Linked DNA regions of Mus musculus: all the other regions are linked to region 1. A link is a loop called in an ENCODE intact Hi-C map of the cell type or tissue named here. Cell type or tissue: heart. All regions are shown on one strand. Each heading gives the region's core, and the rest is flanking DNA. Links, peaks and the distances in the headings are about the cores only.

Region 1 (5,835 bases), core at 497-5,496:
CAAGGTCCAGAGTGATGGTCACCAGACACACAGGTCTTTATACTGGCCACCTCTTTTATCTGTATTTCCGATGAAGTTGAAAAAACAGAAATTGATAAAAAGATTTAAGTCTGGTTTAGCCAAACTGGGGAGAGAAAGACTCGAATTTCTTACCACCATCTTACAATTTAGTCACAAGACAAAAACGAGAAGATAGGTAGACTCTCTTAGGGACTGGGTAAGGTGACTTGGTTCTAGGTTGCCCTTGGGGGTCTCAGTTCTCTACTGCAGAGACAGTTTTATTTTAATCATTATTCAAGTCCAGGGCTGAAGGAAACTGATGAACACTAAGATTGCAGTTTTTGTAAGAGTCTCTGGGATTGTTTGGGGCAGTGGTGTAAGAGGCTACCACCTGTATGTCTGAGCTTGACCAAGTTCCTTGTTCCCAGTTCATTCCTTGGATAGGGGAAGAGTGGACACTGTTTATACGTTGTATGTGGACGTCAGTTTCCAGCTCACACTCCTCTATGCCTATTCTATGAATTTTGAAAGTGAAAGAGAAAAAGTAGTGACAGCCTCACAGTTGAAGAGGAGGGTCCCAGGTGCCTCTGCAGAATTTAGAACACTTAGCTTTCTCTCCAAGACTTCAGACCCATTCTTTCAGCATGAGATCAGTTATATGATGTCTGTTGATAGTAAGTATGCAGTAAATATTTTACAAGGAATGAGACAAGCCACTGGTACTAGCTTGCCACACTGTGGCCCAAGGCACGGAAAAGAAGATTATAGGATGATGTGTATACAACATGTAGCTGATGTCGGTCTCGTAGTAGGTGTGCAATAAATATTTCACAAGGAACGATACAAGTCACTGGTACTAGCTTGCCACACTGTGGCCCACGGCACAGAAAAGAAGATTATAGGATACTGTGTGTACAGTGTGTAGCAGGAAGCCCGTCGCTTGTTAACACAGTAGGTGTTAGTAATCATGGTGGCAGTGCAGCTGGGGCTCCTGCCAAGGAGCTCACAAAGGGATCGGTAAAAGAGCCTTTCTGTGCTAGGCCCTAGAGTCCAGGCTGTGGATGCTGTCGTCAAGAGATGAGCTAGAGCCAGACCTTGGAAGCAGAAGAGATTTAAACACTTGTCAAGTGTCTGTCTATGTGCCTGGATCCAAAAGTGAAATAGGTTTTCACCTCCTAGGAGCACAAATGATCGATAACAAGGAACTCTGAGAACTTGAGAATAACAGCAAACATTCCTTGTGCCCCCCGCCCCCCCCCCCCCCCCGCCCCGGGTGTTCAGTATTGCAGAACACTGAAAAGAGAGATGCAAACAGTTGAAGAAGAAAAAAAATAACCAGAGGACGGCAGAATTGAGAGTAAGACAGGATGCCAGAGAGGAAACCATAGAGGATGCTCTAGCTGCGGGGAGCAGCAGAGGTGCTGAGTGGGGGGCAGAATATGCAAGCTAGGTTAGAGGTGGGAGGAGGCGAGGGCAGGTCAGAAAGGCAGGGCATCACCAGGTGGTGGGTGAAGGAGGCAGGCAGGAGTAGACTGGCTGCTAAGTAAAAGGGACTCTGAAAGGCTCGCAAACAATGGAGGGTCGTCAAGGGAACTATGAGCGTGATCCAACACAAAATCATAAGCATACTTAAAGCATGAGGTTTTTTTGTTTTTGTTTTTAATGTTCATGGTTCTCGAGTGTGAGTTTGTAGCTAACACCTGTCTCCGTTTGCTTTCTATTGCGGTGATAAAGCACCATGACGCAAAGCAACATGGGAAGGAAATGGTTTATTTGCTTATCATTGGCGGCAGTCCATTTTGAAGGAAAATCAAGGAAAGGGCTCAAGGGAGGAATCTAGGGGGCGGGAACTGATGCAGAGGCCATGGAGGGGTGCTGCTAATTCCCTTGCTCTCCGTGACTTGCTCAAGCCTGCTTTAGTCTACCACTCAAGCTGACTTAAGAAGAGCGGAGCGCAGGCTCCTCTCAGCTTGCAAAGTCCCACCCTTCCGGGGAGGTAGACAAGGCTAGCGGGAGCAGAGCTCAGGGGTGGGGCGCAGAGGTACAGAGTGTGTCTCATACTGCTCTTGAGCGCTCTGCTCTCCTCTCACCACGCCCCTGTCCCGTGGAGACAGGTTCTTGTCCTGCCAGCGCAGTCCCGCCGCGGCCATTCTGGAATTGTTCGAGGAACAGAATGGCAGCTTGCAGGAGCTGCACTATCTCATGACCTCCATGGAGCGGCTGGACTGCGCCTCTGCCATCCAGAACTACCTAAACCGGTCTCCCCGGGGCAGCCCTGACAGGTTGCATGGAGGCACCTGGGAGAACCATGGCCTAGAGCTGGATGAGAAACTCTAAGCAGACTCCACGGCTGTGCAGGGTGCTTCAAGAGGCCATGCCATACCGTGCCATGCCTTTGAGCTCAGGATCAATGCCACAGTCTCAGGTGGACCGAACTGGAACCCGCAGCAAAGCCCGACAGCCCTGTCATCTGCCCTGCATCAGGATAGCTCTTAATCCTGCCGGCCAACTTTGTCCTGCGTGCAGATTCCTTCTTGGTCGGTAGGGGGCGCGGGAGTCTGGGAGATGGTCACAGCCAAGCAGCTTCTGAGATGCTGCTTAATTTTCTTGTGGACCTGTGGGCAGACCTCAGAGACTGCTCAGTCCACAAATATTCATGGAGCGCCGAGTCTCAGCACCAAGCTGGGATCATGAGGAACGTCGGCTTCTTTGGACTTGTCTTGGAGTCTGTTCTGCGAAATGAAGATGCACTCCCAGCCGGCTGAGAGCAACATTCTAGACAGTGTCTCCCTGTGGTTAGGAGATGTCTTGGGTGTGTAACTTTGTTGAGAAGGGAGGGCCCTGCGGTGGACTGGAACAAAGAGAAGTCTCTATAGAGGGTCTTGGGAGAGAACTTTGGCGGGGGAGGGGGCTCACCTCATTGATGTGAGGAATGGCCTCTTCTCCCTTCATCTCTTCACTTGCAGCTCACACTTTGTCCTCCTCCTCAGCCTTGTTTCTCTCATCACACAGGAAGCTGTGAAGCCTCAGGATGCGCGCCCTATGTCTCTCCACCTCCAGCTGAGAGTGTTAAGTTTCTGGCTGCCTTTTCTTGCACTTGCCCAGCTCAGAGTTGGCCTCTTTACTGTTGCTCATGTCTTCACATTGCTTCGTCTCTATCTAGTTATGGAATCCCATCTTTGTGTTTCTTTTTCTATTAGGAAAAAAAAAATCAGTCACTCCCTCAGGCAAGTGTCTGAGCTAATGCTATGTATTTCAAGGCTACTGAAAGAGCTTCGGCTATTCCAGGAATGAATAAGTAGAGACATTTCTCTCACAGATCAAGTTCCTCCTTAGGGGCAGGATTAAAGGACCCCCACCCCGCTCCGATCCAGTCAGCAGTTCTGGCTACTGCTACTCTTGCTTACCGATAGTTTTGTTCGTTTGTCCAAAGGTATACAATCCCTTTGGAGATAATAAAATTTCACTTGCACATTTAATGAAAATACTGGTACTTTTGAATGGTGAGCAATATTAATTATTAGATATGAAAATGCCTTTCTTCCTAACTTTGTTTTGCTAAGATTGACAAATTTGGACGTAGGTCTAAATTTTTAGTTTTTAAATATTTTACATGTGTGGGAATGTGTATGTGTGAGCGCAGGTGTCAGTGGAGGGTGGAGAAGAGGCTGTTGGAGGTGCAGGAGGTTGTGGATTGCCTGACTTGGGTGCTGGGAGCTGAGTTCTGGCTGTTCTACAAGAGCTGTATGTGATCCTTAAGCACCGAGCCGTCTCTCCAGCCCCCAGTGACTTGGGATCATAAAATCATCCGAATGAGCATTTTGCAATTTGCACTTCTGGTTTGAAAACAGACTGGTCACTCGGGCAGCTCGTTCCCCATTCTTGAAGCAAGCCTTCAGATTTGGGGCACATGTTTCCTTTTTCTGCAAGCCACACTTGTCATCGTCCCCCCCACCCCCACACCTTATTTTCCCGTCTCCCATCTCTACTGCTGGGCTGTCCAAGTGGGTGCCCTGGCTCAGAACTGGCCATTGAAGGGCACTTTCCTCCTCTCCAGCTGCCTTAGCTCCTTCTCTGCCCTGCAGGCCAATCAAAGGCATTGTTGGAGTCCTTTTGGAACAATCGATTTTATGTAGCAAACTGAAGCCACAGGGGTTACAGGAGAGTGGGGTTGTGGGAGTCCTGTTATTCATTACAGGAGAGAATGCTTTCTGGCTTGTGTTAGGGTTCGTTAAAGGAACAGAACTATCAGTTTAACAGAACTAACAGTGGTGTGTATACTTTAAAAACCTGTTTCTTGGATTGGCTTATAGAATATGATTGGAAAAATTCAACATGGCTGCCTTCACACCAAAGAGACTTGAGAACCTGGTGGTGGTTTAGTGCCTATGGCTGGGTTCCTTAGCAGTCCCAATTTGTGTCAAAAGTCTAGATGCTTCCTGGAGAGCCACTTTGATCCTCATTGAAAGCCTGAAGAAGGGAAGGGGAAATCTGGTTTTGATATCAGTGAAGAGTTGCAGCCACCACAGCAGCAACAGAGTTGATGAACTTGTCAGCCAGAGTGAAGGCGGGCAGGCAAAGGGCAAAGCCTTTCCTTTTGCTTTTTCTTTTTATCAGAGATGCCTCTGGAAGGTGCCCCTGAACCCTCCCTCCGACATGTAATGGGTCTTTGCCACTTCAAATAAGAATATCAAAGCCAACCCATCATAGGTGCGCCCAAAGATTGCCTTGAAGTCGATTCTAGATCCAGTCAACTTGACAGCCAAGATTAATCAATCACAGACTGCCCAGACAGTTTCTCAGAATAAGTTTCTAGGGCTGGAAAAACGGATCCTTGTGCCTTTGACTAGAAACCATTGGTGGCTGCTTATGACTTCACTTCCAGTCCCTTTCCCTGACAGGATACCTGTCTGGTCCTGGGACACAAACTCAAGTCTCTGTTCTCATGAATGTCAGAGAGGCCTTGTCTAATCTTGCTCCCGTGGGGTTAGAGTCTGGGTACATGCAGGGGGAGTCAATGGGTGATGTGGAGTTAGAGCCTCCAGGGTTCATAGGTACACGTGTTTCAGTTTGCATTTACAACGCTGGTGATAGACATATGAGATCCAGATCTGTGTCATCCAATTGAAATACAACGAGAACCACATGCAAGTTCATGTTTCTAAGAGTCACGTAAAAGAAGGTAGAAAGAGGGATGCTGAGATGGTCCAGAGGTGCTTGCCGCCAAGCCTGACAGCCTGAGTTCAATACTGGGGCTCAGCTGGTGGAAGGAGAGAACAGAGATTTCTACAGATTATCTTCTGACTTTCACACATGCGTTATGGTACAAATGTGACTTCCTGCCCCACAAACAAGCGTAATAAAAACTTAATGTTAAAAAGAGGCATGGGGGCTGGTGAGATGGCTCAGTGGGTAAGAGCACCCGACTGCTCTTCCGAAGGTCCAGAGTTCAAATCCCAGCAACCACATGGTGGCTCACAACCATCCGTAAGGAGATCTGACTCCCTCTTCTGGAGTGTCTGAAGACAGCTACAATGTACTTCCATATAATAAATAAATAAATCTTAAAAAAAAAAGAGGTATGGGCCATCAATTTGGATAATATATTTTGTTAAATTTAATATGTCCAGGATGTTATTATTTCCACATGCAATCATTCAAAAATTAATGACATATTTAAAAGATTTTAAAGTTTACTATTTTGAATTAATTTGTGTGTGTGTGTGAGAGAGAGACACAGAGAGAGAGAGAGAGAGACAGAGACAGAGACAGAGAGACATAGAGCAGGCAAGTATGAGCTCAGAGGACAACTTTTGGGAGTCTGTTCTCTCCTTC
Region 2 (5,835 bases), core at 520-5,519, 130 kb after region 1:
CCACCTTCCTCTGTCTCTCCCTGCTCTCTTTTATCCCCTTTGAAGTCCTAGTCTGTCTTCTCCTTTCCTCTGTCCTCCCCCTCCATTTCCCTGTCATCTTCCCCCCTCTTCCTGCTTCTTTTACTTTCCTCTTTCTTACAGGAGCCAGCAGGCCTGGTAGTAAGCTTTGGCCTTCTTAGACAGCTGCTTACCCCAGGTGCTCCATCCTCAGGCCCAGGGAAGAGTCCTCCCTCTCCAAGCTGATGTCCAGATACTTCTCCCACAGCCTCCTGTTGTTTGAGATTGCATGCCTTCACCTCCAGCAGAGCCTTCCAGTCCACAGGGAGGGATCACAAACAAAAAACGTTGCCTGTGCCTTTGCCATGGACCCCATGTGCTTTTGGCCTTGGTGCTGGGGCTGAGTCTGCCAAGGAGATCGTCTTTGTTCTTTCCCTTTCCTTATCTGGGTATGTGAAGAGTCTCTGCAGCCCTTTCCTGCCCTATGGGGTATTGTAATTGGTCTTCACTTGGTTGCAAGACACAGACTGGCTCAGACTGGTCCCTCCCAGCTCAGGATAAAGCCAAGCTTGAGGAGCTGAACTCCGGGACTCTGTAAGGAAGCCTACTGACCTGCTTCTTGAAAATAGACTTGATGTCTTACTTGATGTGATAAACGGATCAAGGACCCCTTAAGGGAGATGAGATTTAGTTAACAAACAGCTCTGGGAAACACTTCAGTTCATACCGACACTCAAGTGGCTATCGTCAGTTAGAACACAGATTTTTCCCCCCCCATCGGAAGTGAACATTGAACGGAGGAGGCACAGTTTCATTCACGACAGCTGAAGATGTGAAGAGGTTAGACAAAAAGGCTTTGTCACTTGGCCGAGGCCCTAAACATCCTGTGTCACCTCCCTTGGGACATGTGTGTGACCTCCATGGTCCTCATTCTCGAAATGTAGAGCTTTTGCAAGGCCTGCTGAATTACCACCAGCCCCTCCCCCCACTCCCCCAGGCCTTCATGGTGAGAAAAGTCCTCTAGACACTTTCTAATTTGAAGCCAATGTCCAGAGAGAAGAGATCTTTGTAACTCTCTTGGCTTAGAGTCCAGGCCCAGGGTGGGCTACTTTCTACCAGAGAGAGATGCCCTTTTGTGTCTCACACTAAATCTTCCCCAACAGGTTCTGTTAGCAATGAGTGACTCCAATGGACTCTCAGGTTCTACCCTCCAAGAATGGCTTTGCTCACCTGGACTCCTGGCACCTTGTTCTTCTTAGACACGGAAGAGGTAGAACTTTCCCTCCACCCCTACCCTCATCCTAGTAGCCAACTGATCTAGTCCCCCAGAAAGAAGCCAAGGACCAGGCAATCCAGTCTCCCTTACTATAGGCACAGGGCTTTGCATGGACTGCTTTCCCACACTTTCTCAGGAGGAGGAGAGCGCTGTTCATTTAGCATCCCTGCCTGCTGGGCCTGCCATGAGTGGACACTGTTCTCAGCATTAGTGTGTCTGGGTTTGCCTATGAAAAACACAACATTCACTTGCTAGTGGCTTAACCACCTAGAGGTTCATTGGCTCTCTGAGAAAATGAAGCCCTAGCACCGTGTCCAAAGGTTGAAGGTCAACAGCTCAGCATTGTTACCAGGATCCCAACTGTTGTTGTCCTCTGCTGGTCTCTGCCTCCCCTGACATGGCAAGATGGATACCCCAACTCCTAACAGCATCATCGAAAGACCACAGACAGGAGCAAGGCACAGAGGAACCTTCACTTGCCCTTCGGAAGGTGAAGGGTAGCTTTCCAAGGAGTGCTCAGCAGACTTCCCACATGACCCTAAGTCTAATCCTCGACCAACCCTAGGCAAATGGATGTGATAGCACTACAAACTGCCTTGGGCCAGTTATGATATACCACCATGGGAAGGGTATTAGCATCTCTTAGGAGCTCAGAGTCCAGAGCCAGCAGGCACAAATCACAGCACTTATACCAGTAAATAGCTATGCACATGTGAGTGAATTCCATCAAACACAGGCAAAGAGGGATGCTGTTGTCCCAAATCTCTAAGGGTAGCTGCGGCATCAGCTGGTTCTCTCCTGCAGGAATCCTGATGTTCAGGACAGACCTGTGTGGAGTTGTCAGTGAGAGAGATGTGTGTAAGTACTTGAGACAGATAAAATAGTTCTGGGAAAACAGAAGAACACAAGAGGGTCAAGCTTGTGGCTCTGGGCATTGCATGGGTCACCAGCAGGCTTCCCTTTGGCAGGGGACTTTGGTGGGGATCAAGGCTAACAGGCAGATTCACTTGATTAGTCTACTTGGTTAGCTAATGTTTAAGGCTCAGCTTGCTCAAGGATTCCTAGACAGTTCTGCGGGATTCACACCCTAGTGGAAGGTAAGAAGTAGTAAGGAGGAGAGAGCCCTGAGGGTACCACCATTTAACGGTGGGCAGGGCCAGTGCCAGGGAAGCCTTGGGCAGATGCCTGGACACTTAGAGAGAAGAGGGTACCATAGGTGGACTCTCCCTGGTTGAGCTGAGTAAATTTCTAGCGTATACAAAGCCTTGGTTCAATCCCACACACAATGAACAATAACAACAGTCAAAAGAATGGCCCGAGGGCTGGAGAGATGACTCAGTGGTTAAGAGCCCCGACTGCTCTTCCGGAGGTCCTGAGTTCAAATCCCAGCACCCACATGGTGGCTCACAACCATCCATAATGAGATCTGACACCTTCTTCTGGTGTGTCTGAAGACAGCTACAGTGTACTTACATATAATAATAAATAAATGGAAAAAAAAAAAGAATGGCCCGAGACCCTTTGGAACCCACTCATGTGCCCTGGCTCCCATGGACTCAGTGACTTTGAAGACCTCTGCATTGGTTACTTTTCTGTTGCTGTGATAGAACACCACGAACCAACTGTTTGGTGATTGCTCATGGTTAAGGCTCGGGTTTGAGGTGAATTATTTGGGATTTGTGCTTCCTCATGGTGTGAGCGAGGCCGTTTCTATCATCTCTGTGAGCAGGGGATGAAGCTATTTCTTGGTCAGACAAGAAATCTTACCGTGGAGTGGAGTGAAGAATTGGAGGGTCTTATTCTATCTCCAGAGCTGAAAGAAAACTACCGGCCCCGGGGGAATAGAAAGACAACAGGACCACGGGCCCAAGACACTCTGCACCTTCCTTCCTATCTATGAAACGGTGACAATACCCCAGCAGCAATCAATCTTTCTGCTCTGAGTCCCCGGATCCCAGGAACTGAGAGCAGCCTGGGGCTCCAGGTGCCGCCTCCCCATAACACTCCTCTGCTGCCCCCTAAAGGTCACTTCTAGGATGGTCCCTCCTCCACCCCTTTTTTCAAGGTGCAAATGAAATCATGCTTCTCCTATCTGGCCCACAAACTCTCTGTAGTCTGTGGTGTTCGAAGGCATCCCTGAAGAGTTCCCAATAAGTGTGTCCTCCCCACCCCCCCCCGCCCCCCCAGGCAGGGAAGCTGTTTTACTGTGTAGGGAGTGGAACTGTAAGAAAGCAAACTTCCTGTCTATCATTCCACCAGGGAGGTGGGTGGGAGGGTGGGGCTGGGGGCTGGGGAGGAGAAAAGGGGAGGGGGGAAGGAGGATCCAGAAGGCGATCCCAGGTTCTTCTAGTCGAGGGCCATCTGTGGAGTAGCAAGGGCTCTGGGTCCCTCCTTACTGCGTTGTTTGCTGACAGTGTACAGAAAGATATACTTCACTCATTTCCCTTCACAGTCCTAGGAAACCGTCTGCCCTTCTTCCCATCTAAGTGTCCTGAAGGACATTACTCAACCCTGAGCCACCCAGACTCCCTCAAGCGGTTCTTTCCTCTCTGATGCTCCGGTTCTGGGAGGTGAGGTGTTCCCTTGCCCGTTTCAAAGCATCACCTGGGGCTCGCAAAAGCCCCCATTTTAGGTGATGAAGTCTAACCCCCATCTGCTGACACCCCTCCCTGTTTTTCTCTATCCACTTGAAGCAGCAACCACGCTCAGATGGTAAGCGAGGACTGTGCCCACAGTCTCATCAAGGAGAGGGGAACGTTCCCAGGGCCAAGCGAATCCGGTAGCATTTGAAGAGCGGAATTTAATTTGATAGTTTATATTCTGCATAGTTGCCTCCTCTATTTGACTCAAGTAAACAGCTACCTACTGCCACAGCTGTCTCTGCGCCAGAAAAGAAATAGGGTGTGGGGGATGGGCTTCAAGGGGACTTTAGGACCCCGGGGACTGAGAGTGACTGGCTTGGTGTGGGGAAAGGCTGAGCTGGGCATAGAGATTGTGGTTTTCATCTTTCTCTGAGACCTGGTGGGCTCAGAATAAGTGATCAATGAACCCCCACCCTTGCCCTGAACCCCACACTGGGGAGCTCTGTAGAGGCAACTAAAGATTTGAGACCTGAAACTCAGAGATAACCTCATCCCAGTTCCACACAGGACCTTTGGCCATCCTTGGAGGCTGTCAGGAAACTGCAAGCTGGGTTCACTCTGTCCAGGATACAACGAGGACAAATAGACCCCATTGGATGTCAGTAGTCGCTGCTCTCCTTGTCTTTCTGGGGTAGTTTCTTTCTACATAGCCCAAGCAAGCTTTGAACTTTCGATCCTCCTGCCTAATCCCCCACCCCCACCCCAAATGCTGTCATTACAGGAACGAACCACTATGGTTGTTATCTGGAACAGAGAGGTCCTCAAAGTTTCAGATCACTTCTGAGTCCTTTGCCCAGCTTGGGACTCCAACTGGTTAGGCAGAATCTCCTCTTGTAGGGAGGCGAGGCCACGCAGGCTCATCGCATGTCTGAGAAAGTGCCCATCCTGTCTCCCTTGTCCCTGTTCCCCAACAAAGCTGTCCTTGGGGCGGAATGAGAGCACTTGGATAACTTTCCTGGGAGGTAACATGTCTATTCATTTCAGGGGCTGGATGCAGACCTTAGTGAGGAATCCTACAGGCTCAGGGGTGGGGTGGGGTGGTAGTGAGTGGTTATTGTATCGCTTCACTCCTTCTTGCTTTGATTTGATTTAGCATCCGCAACAAGAAATGACTGAGGCAGGGGCTATGGGTGTAATGAGGACCTGGGGCTTGTTGCACACATGCATGTGCTCAAAGACACACACACACACACACACACACACACACACACACACACACACACACATCCAACCTGCCCCCCCCCACAAAGGGTTGAATTCTGACTCATTAGTGAATACACAGAACCCCCACGGCACCCACCTCCTGGTTACCCTCCAAAAAATCTAGGCCATATGAATAAATTGGCATTATTCAATTTGCTTTGCATAGCCTTGGGAATTTTTATACAACCGTCTCATTAAGAGAAATGGTAAAAGCCGAGGTCACATACCAAACGCGCTCTTAAAAAGAAAACTTTGTGGGCTTGGAGATGGATCAGTGGGCAAAGCCCTTGCCTTGCAACAAGGACCTGAGGCCAATTTCTAGAACTTCTATTAAAATGTCGGGTACAGTGGCACATACTTGTGATAACAGCATCAGGGAGGTGGAGTCAGGGAGATCCCTGTGGCTCTCTTATTATATAGCCTAGCCTATGGGGAGTTGCAGGACAGTGAGACTTCATGACACTTTAATGATGCCTGAGGTGGTTCTAAATGTCATATAGTAGCATGTGCTGCATGAGCACTTGAGTGTGTACACATATGTGTGCGAGTGGGATGGTGACACCGCCCACAATGGGCTGCCCCACCCCGCCCACAATGGGCGGTCTCGCCCTGCCCACAATGGCAGGCTCGCCCCGTCCCACCCACAATGGGCTGCCCGGCTCCACATCCATCACTAAATAAGAAAATGTCCTACAGGTTTCCTCAGTTGAGGCTCCC
Region 3 (5,835 bases), core at 255-5,254, 51 kb before region 1:
TCGAAGAACTATGTCTTGCTGCTGCTTTCACAGGGAAGCAAAAAGCAAAGGAGTGTGATTGCTAAATGAGCAGACTTTGAAGGGGGCTGCTCAGGCAGTCCGAGGACTTGGCACAAGTGCGCCACGTCACCGGTGATCTTGCTTAAACATGGCGGTGGGTTCGGCTTTCCTGTGCCGTGTTCTCCTCCTTACTCGGCAGAGTCTGTTTCTCAGTCCCTGGTGGATTTTCCTGCGGCTGTAGGATGTTGCCATCCCTGCTTTAGATGAGTTAGGTGAATGAATCTATAAAGCCATGTTTATTCTTGGAATTCTCAGGATGTAGAGGAGTCACATCACTTCTTTGTTGACTGCTATATTGGGAGATGGAGCTAATGAGAATTCGAATCCTTTCTTTTGTGTTCAGATTACAAAGAAACGGGCTTCACACAAGCCAACGTATGAGAACCTACAGAAGAGTTTGGAGGCCATGAAGTCCCATTGTTTGAAGAATGGCGTCACTGACCTCTCCATGCCCAGGCAAGGGAACCCGGATCGATTGGCCAAGCCTAGAGAATAGGTGGAGACAGGTCCCTGCTTGTCAGAGCTCCCTACTAAGTGGCATATCTGTGGTCTAGCTTAACTGAATGAATCAGTTAAGTAATGGAAGGCACACACCTGCCTCAGCTCCTCTGTGGGGAGTGCTGATGGCTGAATTCTTGCCATTGTGTCTGAAGCGATAGCCTCTACTCCTAAAGCATTAGCATTGAATCTCAGACTGCAGACTGGGCAGCTGCACTTCCGCTCGGGCTACTGCTGAGCTCCTAAAATTGGATTTGGTGTTAGGAAAGTTGTCAGTGACCTCTACCTTTTATGCTTCATGCCTGCTTGTGGGGAGCAGTCAGGATGTCCTTGATGTCCCTTTGAGGACTTAAATGACATTGGTCTTAGGTGACCCTTTACTTCTTCTTGAGGACCTGGTCCATACCCTTTCTCTTTTTATTGCCCTAGTAGTTTTTAGTCAGTACTGACCAAAGCCCAAGTGACTTTCAGTGTGACCACAACATCTCTTCTTTTTATTTTTTAATGTGCATTAGTGTTTTGCTTGCATGTATGTCTGGGTGAGGGTGTTGGATCCCTGGAACTGGAGTTAACAGGCGTTGTGAGCTGTCATGTGGATGCTGTAAATTAGAACCCCTGGTCCTCTGGAAGTGCAGCCAGAGGCCTCTCTCCAGGCCGTCATCGTTTCTTCAATATACTAGTGGCTTATGTATCAGAAAGTTAAAAAGTCACTGTTCAGGAACTTGATTGTCCTGCTGTCGTGTGAAATTGGCAGGTTTAAGCTTTCCCTTTGTCCCGAGGGCTGTGTCATATTAGAAAGTGTCAGGTGGTAGAGTTGACCATCTGGTTGCAAAGGCCTCATTCTTGTCACACAGCCAGCAGCATCTCCGGGCATTCCGTTTTGACTTCCTTCCTAAGGTCCTCCCTCCTGTGCATGCTCCCTAACTCTCTATTATTTTAAGTATGTTTTAAACATATGGACATTTTCCTGCCCACTCAAGTCAGTTTTCATTGAAAGAGTAACTAGGCTAGTGACCTCGTATCAAAGAGTGAAATAATTAGAAAGTACTTAAAAATAATTGGAAAGCAAAGAGATACGATGGTCGCCCAAGAACTGTCTTGAGTGACTTCACAACAAGAATCGACCTGGAGATTTTTCATCGTGGCTTCCTGTGGGTGAGAACCTGGGAAACTGCTTTGGTTAGAGCCCAAAGGGAGCGGGGAGGGGGCAGGCTCCTAAGCACGTCCATCATAGCCAGTGGAGGGTGTGTGTTCACGCGTCCTCTTAACCAAAGACCAAGAAAAGGGCGTGTTTTCCTTTGTTCTCAGGATTGGATGTGGTCTGGATCGGCTGCAGTGGGAAAATGTATCTGCGATTCTCGAAGAGGTGTTTGAGTCAACAGACATCAAAATTACTGTGTACACACTCTGAACAGATGAAGATCTTGGATGAGCCCGTGGTCTTTTGTGTCATCTACGAAGCTGTGGGACTAAGCAGCTGTAGGACCTCAGAATGGGCAAGGACAGTCTGTGAGAGGGAGTCTCTCCTAGGCCAGATGTGGGTTTCTGTACTCCAAGAGGATAGGGAGGGCACTGCACCCAAGCAGGAGGTGAGGTCTGTCACTAGGCAGGAAACCATGTAGGTAAGTGTAGGACCTGCTTTGCTTAGCCACTACTGGATTTGTTTGGCTGGCCACTGGGTGGCAGCATAGGTTCTAATTTTCTTTTGAAGAGAAATTGTGGGAAGGGTAAACTTTTGAGATTTTTTTTTTTAAAACAATTTTATGTTTGTGCACTTTGTGTTAATCTCACCAAAAATCATCATAGGAAAGGATTATGGTTTTTAGTTATGACATCACAATGTGTCAAGAGTGGAACAATAAACGTTTCCCTTGTGTTCACTGAGGTTTGCACACATGAACGTCTGTGTTCTGGATCTTGGGGACAGGCTAAACTTGAGACTCAATTTTGAAGAGCCAGAGTTCCCTGGGGAGAACAAGAAGGTAAGAGGAGGTATGGACAAGGACTGTCCGCCTGGTTACAAGGTGCGGTTAGAGTGCTTGTGGGGCTCTTTACTGTCTGCTGTGGAGTTGATGTGATTGGACATGCCTGGACTTAATCAGGAGGCCAGCAAAGGAACACTGAAGACTCAGAGGCAAGAGCGGGTTCCAGGTCCTAGAAGATTGTGACATGCAACTAACTGGGCTCTCACGAGCACTACAGTAATTATTGGTCCCTCTTCTGAAACTAAGGACAAGCATCATGTCTATGGTGGGGAGATAAAGCCCGCTGATTTAGTCAGTGTTCTGTTATTAGAGATACTGGGGCAAGTAGGAATCCTCCCTACCCCACAGTGCTTGTACTGCAAGTTAACACAGCCAGACGTACCACAGTCTGTACTCCAGTGTGAAGGCTGATTGGTCAGGAATGGGCGATTCTTCCAGTGTGAAAATAACTAAGTTAGAAGGGGCTGTGGAGACACCAGGAGAGCCCTGATGATGGGATTCCTCGGTACATGAGATATTGCATATTGCAGCCTGCTGGCAGGGGGGTCGAAGGGGAGCACACAAGTTCTACATGGTACTGTGGGAGGAGTCCAAAGCTGTCGTTAGAACCTGTGTCTCTAAAGCCGTAGGAAGAAAATGTCCAAGTACATGAAGCAGATGATGAGAGCGGGTGATGGGCAGATGATAGTATTTCACTCTGGGAAATCTTTACGTTCCTTCTCTCCCATGGATTGAATCTATAGCCTTTCATGTTAGACTGTTCCTCCACCAGCCTACACTTCAGCCCCCATGGGAACAACTGAATGCTTGCTCAGATCAGTAGCTCTCTAGGCGCCTTTGCTTTTAAGGGGATTATAGTTAATAGTTAATTTTTGTCAGGGAGCCTGATTGGCTGTCAGTGACATTCTGGACCTTGGTGGGAATGGGATTAAGTGCCTTTGGGTCAAATTCCGGTGACTTATCACACATGAAGCCTGAGGAAAGGGGAGTTGGCTTGATAACAGACACCACTTCCTCAGAAACCCAGTTAGAGTCTGGCTCTAACTGGCCCCAGCGCCCAGACATGCAGTGTGGTTTCACTTCTGCAGCGGACTCAGACCCTTTGAGAAGTGACCCTTGCCACCTCCTGTCGTCATTTCCAAGAGTCTCACGGTGTGTCGGAACATTTAGCTGTTACTTTGGACCCCCTCTTTAGGGAAAAGAAAATTGCTTACTGCTTGGCTGTTGAGATGTGGCTGTCTCGTCAAATTCCATGAGCCTTGTGTTCCCCCACCATCTTATCTTCACGGGATAGGACAAGCTCTCCTTTACAAACACTCCCAGGAACACATTCTTTTCTTTCTTTCACTGTTCGGTAGTATTGGGGATGGATGAGAGAAAGCCTTGCATATTCAACCTGCTGGTCAACCCAGAATGCTCTGCTGCCTCACAACCTCCCTTATGTGAATCAGTCTCCTGGTTGCCACTGGGTATACTAGGCTGGCTAGCCCACAGACCTCCAGGGGTTCTCCAGCCTTCATGTTGTGCTAAGAGGACAGACAGATGCTTCTACACCCTGCTGCATGTGAGTTCTGGGGATCTGAAGCCTGGTTCTCATGCTTGCAGCAAGAGTTTTACACACTGAGCCATTGCCAGCTCCCCAGCCCTCGGGAGGGTGGGGGGTTGGGTGGGGGGTGATATTTTCAGGTCAGGACCATGGTGAGAAGTCAGCCTGAGAGAGTGAGTTCTTTGCTGTCAAGACTTGGCTTTATCTTCCTAATGTCATGGCTTGGTTCTTAGCTGGCAATATCCTTGCACCTAGGTAGGTATCCACTCACTGTCCATGGGAACTTCCCAGCATCCCACTTTCTTAAGAGAACAGGCCACAAAAACCACTTATTTCCTTTATTGATGTTGCTATTTTGTCTTTTTTAAAAAGTCAGCCCAATTCAGAACACTTTTCTAGCTGTATTTCAAAGGTCTGTACCTTGACTGAGGATCTTTGTCTCAGGCAGCACCCCTGGAGAGGCAATAAGACCCTCCACCCCCAGGTACCTGCTGCCCACATCACAGTTGTTTTTCTTGTCTTCATTTTCCTTCTTCTGATAGCCGTATTACAGAAGGCATGATTGAATGAATGAATGACGTCCCGAGGTATGTTTTGAGTTCTCTGAGAGAGGGTCTTGTCCAGTGCAACTGGTTAGTGTCAGATGTCCAACTCCAAGTAGAATCAGGAAGCCAGGTATGTCCTGGATGGCATCCGGGTCATTGCTCTGAGTGGCAGCAGGTAAAACCTACAAGGGAACCAACATGTTACTGAGGGTCTTGCTAACCCCCTTTGAAGTAACTAAAGCCTCTTTGTGCCTTCCCTAAACGACCCTGCATGTCTCTCCTCCAGGGCCTCCTGTGGTTCCTGGCTGAGGTGGTGTTGGGACTGTCTCCTTCATTGCTTTGGTGTGGTTTACCACAGCCCCAGAGATCTGTTTGGATTCTGTTCTCTTAAACATACAGTGCAAATACTCTGCTGTGTAGCTTTGTGTGGCCCAGAACTACACAGAGCAGGCTAGCCTTGAACTCAGATCTGTCTATCTCTGCTTCCCCTGGGCTAGACTGCTAGTCTTTCTTAAAGCAAAGATAAAAATAAGAGATAGACAAATTGTATTTTTAAAGTGCTTGCTGTTTAGTGAACTTTAAGAAGGGCTGGCTGTTCTTTAGGGGCATTTAGACTCTGTCATGATTTTTGGCTTACATTGGACCTTCCCTCGGGAACTTAGAAGACCCACAGATATGCCAAAGGAAGTGTGCTGGTGGGTTCAAGAATTCTGGTTGTATCTGTATACCCAAGAAGGAGTTAAATTCTTTAAAATTACACTTATCTATGTGTATAGGGGGTAGTGTGCGGGTTTGGAGGTTGAAGTATAACTTTGGGGGTCAGTCCTCTCTTTCCACTATGTATGTGGGTTCCATAGATGAAACTCAGGTCTTCAGGATCGGTGGTAAGCACCTGTACTAGGTGGTCCCCTGGCCCAAAGTGTTCTATTTTACAATAAGCTGACTTAGACATGTCTTTCCCTCATACTGGATTACTTACTGAGCATCAGTTAAAACTCCCAGTGATCCCAAATTTAAAACTTTATTCATCATTGAAATTCACAATTTTATTGAAAAAAAAAAAAAAACCCTGAAGACTTGCTAGTTTGGTAGCTGGCAGAAGTGGCCTGTAAAGGTCTTCAAAGAGGCTGGAGAGAGAGCTCAGTTAAAGAGTGAAGCCTGACACCTGAGTTCCATTCGCAGAACTCGCACGGTGGACACA
Region 4 (5,835 bases), core at 400-5,399, 710 kb after region 1:
AAGGGGAAGCTGGGGGAGGTGGCTCAGCCACTAAAGTGCTTGCTGTGCAAACATGTTAACGCAAAAACTTTAATGGGTGGGTTCACTCCTCAGAACCCATGGAAGAAAAGCTGGGGAGTGGGGGGAGTTGATACTTGTCATCTCAGCATTGGGGAGGCAGACTGGGGGATCCCTGGACTTGCTCGTGTCAGCCAGTCTAGATTCATCCGTGAGTTCCAGGTCTGTGAGGGAAACTGTCTCAAAAACAAAAGCAAACACAAAACAAAAACAAAGAGAACAAAAGCATGCACGCACCCTTGTACCCCCAAACACACGTGCATACACAGACACACCTAGGTTCGCTTACTTGAGGGTTAGCATATGAGCTCTGGCCAGTCCAGTAACTCCTGCATCTGTCTCTTCATCTTTGAAACCACCATGGCAACAAGGACTCCTCCCCGCCTCCATCAAGGACCAGTTAAGTAAAAACAAGTTAAGCTCTCTCCCCGGTTTTGCCTGGCACCTGGGATTGCTAGCTTTCTTAAGTCTCTAATACCACACATATCAACAGAGCCTCTGGAATAGAAGCCAGGGGCTGGCTTTAGAGGGATCCCCAAGGGATCTTGTTAAAATGCAGATTCTCAATCCCAGTGTTGTGGGCCCAGAATTCTGTGTTTTCTATCAGGCCTCTGGGGATACTGGGGCTGGGGTCCTGGACCACATGCTGCCTAGGGAAAGGCCAAGGGATGGTGCTGTTTGAATCCCTGTATGGCATCCGCCACCCCCAGCCCAGATGCTCAGCTATTTCTGGAGACTCTTGGGTCAGCAGGTTCCCTACCTTCCCCTCCACCCTCACCATCCACCCCCACAAGGCTGCTGTTAAGGACCAGAGCCTCTTTCCTCAGAAAACGAAAAGAGAGCATGTGAGCCTTGATTTTTCAACTGACAGGACTTTATCAGCTCACAGGAAAAACAGCAGAAAGGCCCCGGTGATCTGTCTTGCTGGGATTTCCCTGATGTATTAGAAATGATACGGAAATCCATCCCTTAAAGTTCCGGAGGCTGAGGGTGGAGAGAAGGCTGCTGGGAGGGAAAGAGCAGGAGTGTGTGGGCAGGTGTGGTCCTGGGGAGCTATGCTGGACACCCCAGCTTCCAGCAGTCCTCGGGGATCAAGGGGCCTGGGGCAGCATGCTTTGCAGAGCCTGGTTTTCAGGGCAGCCTGTGGGATAGCCAGTACTCATGTGGATCGGGTGAACATCAAAGGCTGTTCGTGACTGAGTGCCAAGTGAGGGAAGCAAATCACAGAAAAGCCTAATTCCATCTTTAAAAAGGTACAATCGTCTATATTTGCAAACTCCCGGGAAGGTTAGAAAAATCTCCGTCACACTGTTACCAACAGTTATCTCAGGGAGAGGGAGATAGGATGAGAGCTTCTCCCTGCCCCTTTCGGTGTTGTAAATTTCTCTATTGTTTGAGTTTGAAAATAATGAGCATGCATTACCCTGGTAATGGAAAAAATGCCATTTTTAGAAAATCTATGTTTGAAAGTGGCAAGTGCCAGCCTGACAGATCCCAGCAGGTTGCAGGGAGCTTCTGCACCATTTCTTGTCATGCAGACCCAGGCCATAAGACCCAGGCCAAGGACCCATGGATGTCAGCTAGGATTGCTGCTTACTGTTCTGGGACCCAGGCCATCCATGCTTCTAGGATGTCCTTGACACAGATGGGGCTGGGAAGATGGCTCAGTTGATAGATCACTCACCGTGCAAACATGAGGACCTGAGTCTCAGTCCTGGTGCCTGTGTGAAAGCCAGATGTGGGCAGCACATGCTTATGATCCCAGCAAAGAGAAGTCAGAGGCTGGATCCCTGGGGCTTGCTCATCAGCCATCTAGCTGAATTGGTGAGCTCTAGGTTTGGTGAGCAGCCCTGACTCAAAAAGTAGGGTGGAGGGCTATTAAGGAAGATACTCTTGTGAACCTCTGGCTTCCACCACGCATATGAAAACATACATGAACATGTGGACGGATGTACTCACATACATGTATACGTGCACATAGAAACACATAGTACAAATTACTTCAGGGCAGATGCTCTCTGAAGTGGTAATGACCTAAATGACAGAGGACATTCAGGGTACAATGAGAGAATGCAGTGAGTGACAGCTTAGCATAGGCTAAGGGATGCTCCAGCCTTCCTCAGGCAGACAATAGAGAGAGGCAGAGCCTGGAGCCCTGACAGTGACCACTCTGATGAGCTCTGGCCACTTCTCGGTCTGACCTGACAGCTGCTGTCCTCCCAGCCTTCAGGCCTCTGCTCGATTGTTCCGACTGACAGAACTTCTCCAATGCTCTTCCTTCTCTCACCTGCCCACTTCCAAGTCACTCTCCAGGAACTTTCTAGAACACCCTGAGACCCCTACTGAATGTGCAGCCGATGCCCAAGTAGCAGGGAGGTAGAAAGGATGGTACACAGGGCCCCACACCCTTCTCAATCCGTCAGCACCTGGCACATGTTCTTTGTAGAAGTTAGGTCTGATTCTTCCTCCAGTCCCATGCTCCCCAAAATAAGACTCGGACTCAAAATACATTTGCAAATATGTTGGCCATATAGCTAGGCTCTTCTCTTATCAGATCATTACTTAAAATAACCCAATTATGTTAACCTACATTCTGCCATGTGGCTGGTTACCTATGCTCAGGTACCATGTGTCCGTCTCAGCACATCTTTCTGGGGTCATCTTCAGCACCTGGCTCTATCCCAGAATTCTTTCTGCCCCCTGAATGTCCCACCCTCTACTCTATCCTGTCCTATAAGCCATAGGTTTTTAATTGAAAGTTCTATGACAGTTTATAGTTCTGTGTTTGTTTGAGACAGGGGCATGTGTAACTCAGGATGATTTCCAAATTTCTCATGTCGCTGAAAATGACTTTGAACTTCTAAGCTTCCTACATCTTCCTCTGGAGTGCTGGGATTGCAGCTGTGGTCTGCCCCTTCAGGCTTAGGCAGTGCAGGGACAGGACTCAGGCCCTGTGCATGCTAGGCAAGTAGTTTGCCAATGTAGTGACAAGCACAGCCTCCTGGGCATATATTCTCATCTACCTTTTGGCTAGTCACCCCGTGAACCCTGCAGGGATTTCCCCACTTGGAGTCTGTCCACCTATATTAAAGAAGGGTGGCAGTGAGGTCTTAGCGCCCTCTAGTGACCAGGTGCAGGGTGACATCAGCAGGGAAGTCCAGGGGCATCCCAGGAACAAACCTTCCAGTGTCTGGGTTGGGGGAAGGGGAAGAGGAAGGGAAATGGGACAACATATCAGCTGTAAACGAGCTTCTCTGTGGATGCAAGGGAGCTGAAGCCATGTCCTCCGAGGGTAGGCCCAGCTCCTTGGGCTGTGCCCTGTAGTGGGAGCCTTCTTGGGCTGGAGGAGGGAGGCAGAATTCCCAGAACGCAGGGTTATTAGTGGAGTCCTACAGAGGAGTCTGATTGTTTACACTGTGTAAGAGGCAAAGATCCAGAGATTGACGTTCAGTCCAGGCAGGTGCATGAGGACCTGAAACTCAGAAAGCGTTCCCACAAAACCTCACTTTAACATCCCTGTACCTCGATGCTGCCTCCTCACGTCTCTCTCCTCAGAATGGCAGGAAGTCCCCGTGTGCCTCCATTTCCCTCCCAACTCAGTAGACAGGAAGCATGTGTCTCTCATTTTTCCTTGCACCTATTGGCCAAGACCCCACCATGGCATTGGCCCCTGAACTCTAGACTTTCCCTTTCCCTCTGGTGGTCAGGTATGGGGAATGAGCCATGGAACTCTCGAGAAGGCTGGCATTGGATGGGTTAGCTCCCTAACCCTCCATGACATTTCCAGTCCTTCCTCTGTGCTAGAACTTTCTCTCACATGAGATGCTTCCTGGGGGACCAAGACATAGACACCGGATTCTAAAGCCTGGCTCTTTGCACGTGAGTGTTTGATTAGCCCTCAGACCACAAACGTCATCCAGTCTTACCTTTATTTAAAATCCTGTGGAGGGGCTGGAGAGGTCAGAGCATGTACTGTTATGTAAAAAAAACTAAGTTCAGTTCCCAGCACCCATATTGGGCAGCTCTTAGTGGATCCTGTATCCCTAACCCCCTCCTCTCATCTCTCTCTCTCTCTCTCTCTCTCTCTCTCTCTCTCTCTCTCTCTCTCTCTCTCACACACACACACACACACACACACACACACAGGCAGACTGTGGGGCATTGGGCTATACAATGCCCCACAGCAGATCTGGCAACTCTCTCCTGCCTCCTCTGGCCCATGATGCTGTTCGACTCCCCTTTGCACCACTTCCACGACTACACGTTCTTTAGTTGTCTAGAGCCTGGTCCTTGATGAGACTACAGAAGGTCCAGACCTCCAGGGAAGCCTTGTTCAACCACAGTTTACTCCCTACAGTATAACTTAATGTTTTCTTGCTGCAGTGCAAACCCATGTCCTCTGGCTCTATCTCTGTATCACACTAGAGAACTGTGAGTATCCTCTTGTCTCCTTCCACCCACTCAACTCCCACATCCCTTGGGCTTTTCCTATACCTTCTAAATTTTTTTTTTTCAAAAAACCTTTCATCATTTTTCTTATTGGCTCTGGCTCCCCTCCAGAACCTCCAAATCCTTCTTAAATGTGACAGCTAAAATTAGCTTCCTGGAGAAGGCCAAGTGCTTGTGGGATGCTGGAACCCCGCCTTGCATGCCTGGTTTTTCTCCTTTCTGGGTCCCATCCCAGCATAGAACAGCCTGGTCCTTCTCTTATTATTCTGAGTACCCGTGGGTCTTCTCCTCTCCTCCTCCTGGATGTGAGAGGCCTGGGTTTAACGTCTAGAAGTTTTGCCTTATGTTCTGAACAAATGGTTTTTCCTTAGGATGCCCCGGGATAACTCAACTGAGATGCTCCGAACTGGTCTCATCCACTGGGACAACAGCTTCGTGCTTCCCTTTCTCCAGCCCCCCCCACCCCCGCCCCCGACCAGCTGGACTGCCACCATTAAGGCATCCCTGGGTGTCCATAAAGGTCACAGTCCCACGCCGAAAAGTGGACACCAGGTGAAGGCTGCCAAGGGACCTGTGGGAGAGCAAGGGTCTGATGGCTCCTGGGAGAAATATTTGTAGCCCATAGCAACTGTATGCGAGTGCTGCAGGTTGGCTGTGTTGTGCTTAAACAACATCTGGGGACGGGGTCAGTTAATAGTGTGTGTGTGCCTTGCATGCATGTTTCCATGATCTCTTCCATTCCCCGCTCTGCATAAACCAGATATGGTGGTGCATGCCTATAATCAATCCCAACACTCTGGAGGTAGAGACAGAGGGTCACAAGTTCAAGGTCAACTTCAGTCTCCTAGCCTAGGTAATTAATTTGCGGCCAGCTTGGGCTATACAGAGACCATCTTTTTTTTTTTTTAATAAAAAAAAAATACATGGTTTCATTTAGAACCAAGTAGAAATGACAGTTTCATCCCAGCTGTCCCTTGTGCCCTCCCCATGGCCCATCAGGATAAGCTTTCCCAGCTGTCCTCAGGTTTGTTCTGAGGCAGGTGACCAACAGATAGAGCTGAGACCTCAAAAGAGGGTCCATCGGAGCCTCCTACAGCCCGAGCCCTTGCACATCACCCACTCCCAGCCATAAGACAGGGAAACTCATGGGAGAGGCTTTGGTGCAGAGAGCCTCTGCAGTACTCCACAAATCACCCAAGAAGGAAACACTTCTCAGCTAGCGTGACAGGAGCCCTCTGCCATCCGTCCAAGCCAGGCTACTGGCTCCTGAGCCGGGTGCCCTCAGCCACATAAGCAGACAAGGCATTCTCTGTATGCAGAAGAAGAGCT
Region 5 (5,835 bases), core at 445-5,444, 700 kb after region 1:
GTAAATCACATATCATATAGCAGCTAGGACCTGAAGCCCACAGAATTATGGAAGCTGCTATGACCATATAGAGAGTCCCACCCTCTATTTGCCAAGGCCCAGGAAGGAGGCCGGTTCCCAAGGGCTGTGGGTCAAACATGAACTCATCTGACCATGAGAGCCACCCAGCTAGTAGGCAGTGGAGGTGACATTGCTCTGTTTATGAAACATTGTCCTTCCCTTTACCTGTGCTTGACTGGAGCATGATGGGAGAGGATTGTGGGAGGTTCCACACAGCAGGTGGTGTAGCTGTTCTCAGCTTCACTTTCATTATCCCACTGATGGAGTGCTGGGCCCACTGACCCCAGGCTGCGGCAGGAGCTTTGTCGTCAGTGTCTGGAACAACATGTGGCTTGCCTCTGACAGATGCGTTGGAGCCTCTCAATCCCAGGAGTGATTCTGTCTTATGGATGAGAGCCCAAGACATCTGTACCTGTCGGGTGACAAATCCAGACACATTCCCTGTCTGGTTAGAGATGCATCCGACCTGATTAGGCCTACGAACCTGCCTGCTGCTCATGAGTGCCTTCAGCAAAAAAAGAAATCCAACTGATAAATAGTCACTCATGCTGGGAAGGGATGTGTGCACAAAGCTCTCAGACAGGCTGTGGGCTGCAGTGAGGGGTAGGAGAGCTCCCATGTGACTCTGGGGTAAAATGAATGGCAAAAAACACCATCACCCGAATCTCCAGGCCCATCTGCTTTGCTCTTAGTCTAGCACCATCCTGCCACGTCTCTGAAGAAGCCTCATGAGATGGCTCAACCAGTAAAGTGATTGTCTCATGAGCATGAAGACCTGGGTTTGGATCCCCAGGAGCCAATGGAAAGCTGAATCCAGAAGCATTTTAAGCCCGTCTTAAAACAAGGTAGTCAGTGAGAACTGATACCTGAGGCTGCCCCTCCTTGTCTAACCGAGAGAGAGGAGGGGGGGAGGGAGAGAGGAAGGGGGGGAGAGAGAGAGAGAGAGAGAGAGAGAGAGAGAGAGAGAGAGAGAGAGAGAGAGAGAGAGAACAGAGGAGATAGAAGAGAGAGATGGAAGAGAGAGAAGGAGAAAGGAAAGAGAGAAGGAGAGAGAAAGGAGTAGAGAGAAGGAAAGAAGAGGAGAGAGGAGCAAGAGACTTTCCAGCAGGTGAGAGCTCCCTCGCAGAAGGTAGATTCCAGGTGGAAAGACTGCCCACATGTCTTACCTGCTTCATGATAGTGCTCTGCTGGGCTGGATTTGACCCATCTCCTCCCTAGAGAGCACCCAGTGTACTTCTGGCCACTCAAGGCTCTGAACATTTTATCCTGTTATGGCCACTCTAAGTTCTGCCTCTTGGAATGGCTGGCATAGGTTTTGCCGCCGTACATGGGCACCTATGTGAGCTTGAGATTAAAAGCATGGGAGTCAGTGTCACCCCATGTCTGCCTCCTGGCAAGAGTAAGGACAGATGCATCTGGGATCAGAGGCAGCAGAGGGGGCCAGGACCCTTTAGCAGTCAGGAATGGGAAGTAGACTCCAAGCCACAGGAATGGAACATACGCCTCCTATGGGAGTCTGGTCCTGGTTGATTTATCCTTGTTCCTAGCTGGGTAGTGACTTCCAAATATCTGGTGTCTCCAGCCATTTCAGACCTTTAGTTTCTGTTTAAACTAACCAGAGCACGCTGAACCAGGAACTCCAACTGTGTGAGGTTCAAGTTACCAGGAACAGTTACACACGTTACAAGCTTGCCCAGAGTGAATGCCAGGCTAGCCTGGACAACTTAGCTGAGAACCTGACACAAAATAGCAAGTTTACAATGAGAAGGGCTGTGGACATAGCTCACTGGTAGGGCATTTCCTGGCATGTACAAGACCCCAGCTCACCACCTTCCTAGTACCGTAAAATCAAATAAAAGTGAAATAAAACCAGCCTACTACAGACAGTTTGAAAGCACTCTGTCTGAAGTGAGAGGAAGCTCTGCCGGAGAAAACGAAAAATGGGGGCGTGGCAACGGGGAGTCGGGGCGTGGCGGAGCTGGGGGCTGCTGCGGGAAGTGAAGCACCAAGCAAGAATTGGACGTTGGAACTACTGATAGTGATGGACCCTTGCCGCAGCAGAAGGTTGAACATCAGGATTTTAGGGGGAGCCTCACCCCCACGCCCACATATACACACACCCTCAGCATGCTCCACAAAGCTGCTCCTTTGGAACCCGTTGCAGATGAAGCTGGGATCGCTGCAATGGGTTGCGGGGCGGGGTGTAGAGGGTGTGTAGGAAGGAGACAAGGATGAAGCCTGCTGGCCACCTTATCCTGCTTTAGACGGACCTCGCTCTCCAGGCTGACCCTCCAGATGGCAGTGCAGGGAGCACAGCAGAGAGGTAAAGGCTGGGAACCTCAAACGTAGAGGCCAGGGCGGTCAGAAATTTTTTCCCATTTTTTTTTTTCCTCCCAAGACTCAGCTCGGTGAGGACTTTGGTGGCTGCGCTGGCCTGTCTCCTCTACAGAACTTTCATCAGGGGACTAGACTGACTCTCTCGGCTCAGAAAGCCTCTATTCTGCCCCCACCAGGCGGTTTTTCCCTCTCATTTTTGTTTCTCTCTCCCACCTTCTCTGCATTTGTCTCAAGTCACTATCCTGAACTACAACTCCTTTCTTTCTCCTCCCTCCTGCACGTGAACATCAACGCTTCACTCACCTCTGCCGGCTTCTAACCAAGACCCCCTGCCCAGTCAATGCCTGGCTGCTTCTGGCTAACATCATCAGCACCACACACGCTCTTCAGAGAAGCTGGTACTGACTGACAGGGAGGCCGAGCTGCTGACATAGTCCCAGCCTGCTTCCAACTCCATCTCTGGACTTCTTTACCCAGCTCTCTCATCTCTGCCCCTCTACCTCTGGGCTTGAGAAAGGGAGGAGGTGGGGTGGGAATATCTTCCCGGCGTTAACAGCAGCTGCTGTGTGGGGAACATTATCTTAATTGAGTCTCAGCTTGTTCCAAGCCACTTGGCTATCATAAATAATAGATGTTCAATGGGTCTGTAAGACAGAAGGGCCAAATGAAGCCACAAGGTGGCTGGTGCCCGCAGACTGTAGGGCGGCTGGCTCTACCTCTCTCTCAAATCTGTGGTTCAGCTCCCATCCCCGCCCCCAGCCCACAAGTGAGGTTTTCAATCGGAACCCTGCTATGCCATGCAAATGGAAAGGACTATGAACCAGCAGCCCTCCGAGCCTTTCAGGAAAGGGTAGGGAAGCCACACAGAAGGGTCAAGGCCAGGCTGCCAGCAGACTATTCAGCTGAGCATGAAACCCACCACATCCCCTCTTCTACACACACCAGCAGATGTTCTTTGGTTTGTGGCTTTAATCCTAGGGCGGAAATCATGTGGCCACCTGTTCCTCCGGTCCCCGGTGTCTTCCATGTTTCCGTGTATAGAAAAAGCTGCCGTTCAGAGAACCAGAAAAATGTTTTGGCACGGTGATGCTGTTTCCAGAGCCCCTGTTTGCAAAGGCACCCTTGATCTGCAAAACCTCCCTCTTTGCGGAGCCCAGGGCTATCTATTGAGGAGAGATTACGTATAGCCTGCAATAATGCTAGGAAATTCTGCCTCCCAGGTTCTCATAACCTCACTGCACCCCTATACTCTATTCTAACTGTTCTGCCTATCCCAATGTCTTCAACACCAAAGTCTCCACCACCCTTGTCATAGATGTCCCTACCCACTACTGTCCAACATCATGGCTGTGCTTGGAAATCTCTGGTAAGGAGTTCTGAAAGTGAACCTCGGCCCCAGAGACTTCTGGGGTGGTGTGTGAGGATGCTCACTTAAAGATTTTGGCAAAGCCATCTGGCTGAATTGATATTGAATGTCTGCGGTAGATGACTGAAGCTGAAGTCATTGTTGGTTTCTTTAACTGTAAGAGCTCGGCTGATGAATCTGAAGTCTACTCAGCCTCTTTTGCTGTCAACACCCAAGGCTTCAGGTAATATACACCCAGGTCACCTGGTTATGTCACTAGCAGGACAGGCTTCAAGCTCACAGGACACTAGACTATCTGGCCCTCAGCAGAGAAGCAGATGGCTGGTCCTGGGACTAGAGTCACACATGTTGAGGATTTGTCTCTTATTGTTTATTGTAATGTTAAGTGCTGGCCTCCAAGATTTGCACTTAACCTGAGGGACCCCGTCCCCAGTTAATTCTGATTGGTAAATAAAGATGCCACCAGCCAATAGCTGCAGAGAAGAGACATAGGCGGGGTTTAGGTTTTCAAGCCAGAGACCACAAGGAAGGAGAGAGAAAAAGGGAGCAGAGATGGGAAAGTAAGAACGTGAAAGAGAGACAGAGAACCACCATGAGATAAAGAAGCAAGAAGAGCCATCATGGACTAGGGACCCAGAGAGCTGCCTAATGGGAGCTAAGAGCAGCCCTATTGAAACATAGTAATAACTTAGGGCTAGACGGTGGATTCTAGCAACATGGAGGGCAGACAGCTGCCCAGCTATGGTGCTGCTTAAGACATATTAAAATATAAAGGCTGTGCGTGTTTCCTCCAGAAACATAAATGGTCAAAGGCAGGAAGGAACCCCGCACCAGGACTTCATAAATATCAATTACTACAGTCAAATGCAATTCTCCGTTGTCAACAGGAAACTATAAACTACCCCGTGAGTAGAGAAAAAGAGACATCGATGGAGGGGCAGGGTCATAGGATGCATGTGGTACAGGAGTAGAGAAACCCTGGGGAGGCCAAGATACAAGCAGAAAGCATGGGGGTGGAGGTGAGGAATGGGACTTGCAAGCCAAACCAAGTATGTATGAAACTCTCATGAGAAAACCAGTTATTTTTTATGATAACTAAAAATTTAAAAATGGAATTCATAGGGAGCAGTGGGGGGCTGTTTTGGGGTAGCACTGTGTCTGGGGGATAGAACGCTTGTCTGATGTGCTGGGAACTCCAGGTTCTTCCCTCGGGCTGGACCAGCAGGTGGGGTGGAAAGCCTGCTTGGACCACACGACTGTTGGGCTGTTTCTCTGTTAAAATGGTCTTCTCTCAGTTTCCTCTCAGTGCCCAAGGCTCTTTTTGCTATGTGCAGGTGTGGACAGAACAGTTCATAAGTCTACTTAAGAACAAGCAGGTGACAGACACTTTCACAAAGATTGTCACATGGAAGGTAGGGAAACAGAAAGAAACCTTCAGAGATGTTGGGTAGGTGACTTCTACCCAGGGACATCTCATGTCTGTGGACTCCAGAGCCTGCGCACTGGAACTTGATGCTGGTCGTTCCCAGCCAGGGTTGAAAGAGGATGTGATCTATGGAAGGTGTTTCTGTGGACACCTGAAGTTATTTGCAAAATAGTGCACGGGGAACATGTGTGCAGAACCTTTGGGGAACAGGATCTTTGCCTTTCTGAGATACAGCAATGGGGTGCAGATTCTGGGATCCACACCACCAGTCCCCTGAGACCAGAGTCCCTCTAATGGCCACCTATTCATTCAGCAAATGTTTTCTGAACACCAAGTACCATCCTGGAGTCTAGGGAGCATCAAATACCATCCTAGGGGAAAAGGAGCAAGAAACGGGTGATTGATTTATAGGAGTTTTCTAGAAATGTGAGTGAAGACCCCACAGAGGCTGAAGTCATCCAGACACTCTCCTATCCCCCACACCAGGGCCCAGCTTCCCTCCTCCTCCCACCCACAGCCCCACACTATTAATGGAAGGGAGGCTTTAAGCTGTAGAGGGGAGGGAGAGGAGATCTGGAGGGTTGGGAACTTACCCCAGTAACTGTTTGCTGGGTTAGTAGGGAATGAAGTGAGAAGTGGTGCCTAG

Evidence for each region. Hi-C counts contacts between places; a loop is a spot of excess contacts. Peaks named below come from ENCODE experiments on the same cell type or tissue, not always from the same donor. Only the 100,000 strongest peaks of a DNase experiment are listed, where the experiment ranks them.
Region 2: a loop joins it to region 1, with 7 times the contacts of the local background. A loop is called at or near these places in 16 of 42 quality-filtered maps.
Region 3: a loop joins it to region 1, with 7 times the contacts of the local background. A loop is called at or near these places in 7 of 42 quality-filtered maps.
Region 4: it touches region 1 in a loop (2.8-fold over the local background); 7 of 42 quality-filtered maps call a loop at or near these places.
Region 5: it touches region 1 in a loop (4-fold over the local background); 7 of 42 quality-filtered maps call a loop at or near these places.

Annotation. Positions count from the first base shown.
Region 1 is chr17:48,465,202-48,471,036 of GRCm38, forward strand. It overlaps Unc5cl (unc-5 family C-terminal like), which reads left to right. Exons shown (of 9, transcript NM_152823.4): 9 at 2,115-3,485. The coding sequence ends at 2,337. Among named protein-coding and RNA genes, the nearest start is that of Unc5cl, 13 kb to the left of the region's middle. In heart, for the core only: a CTCF peak has its summit at 2,536 (motif pointing right); a DNase peak (open chromatin) is centred at 2,480; H3K4me3 peaks cover 1,264 bases; H3K27ac peaks cover 428 bases; H3K27me3 peaks cover 1,879 bases.
Region 2 is chr17:48,599,435-48,605,269 of GRCm38, forward strand. No RefSeq gene overlaps it. Among named protein-coding and RNA genes, the nearest start is that of Gm24071, 15 kb to the right of the region's middle. In heart, for the core only: a CTCF peak has its summit at 3,294 (motif pointing left); no DNase peak of the experiment used is centred there; H3K27ac peaks cover 248 bases.
Region 3 is chr17:48,414,818-48,420,652 of GRCm38, forward strand. It overlaps Oard1 (O-acyl-ADP-ribose deacylase 1), which reads left to right. Exons shown (of 6, transcript NM_001289490.1): 5 at 404-516; 6 at 1,867-2,453. The coding sequence ends at 1,969. It overlaps Apobec2 (apolipoprotein B mRNA editing enzyme, catalytic polypeptide 2), which reads right to left. Exons shown (of 3, transcript NM_009694.3): 3 at 4,414-4,816. Among named protein-coding and RNA genes, the nearest start is that of Gm30283, 5.8 kb to the right of the region's middle. In heart, for the core only: a CTCF peak has its summit at 2,228 (motif pointing right); DNase peaks (open chromatin) are centred at 1,384, 2,064 and 3,604; H3K4me3 peaks cover 550 bases; H3K27ac peaks cover 1,430 bases.
Region 4 is chr17:49,179,485-49,185,319 of GRCm38, forward strand. No RefSeq gene overlaps it. Among named protein-coding and RNA genes, the nearest start is that of Gm30475, 9.8 kb to the left of the region's middle. In heart, for the core only: a CTCF peak has its summit at 3,177 (motif pointing left); no DNase peak of the experiment used is centred there; H3K27me3 peaks cover 3,620 bases.
Region 5 is chr17:49,169,687-49,175,521 of GRCm38, forward strand. Gm30475 (a long non-coding RNA gene) reads right to left here and starts at 2,920. Exons shown (of 3, transcript XR_385629.3): 1 at 2,701-2,920; 2 at 226-472. In heart, for the core only: a CTCF peak has its summit at 2,558; a DNase peak (open chromatin) is centred at 2,038; H3K4me3 peaks cover 1,203 bases; H3K27me3 peaks cover 4,589 bases.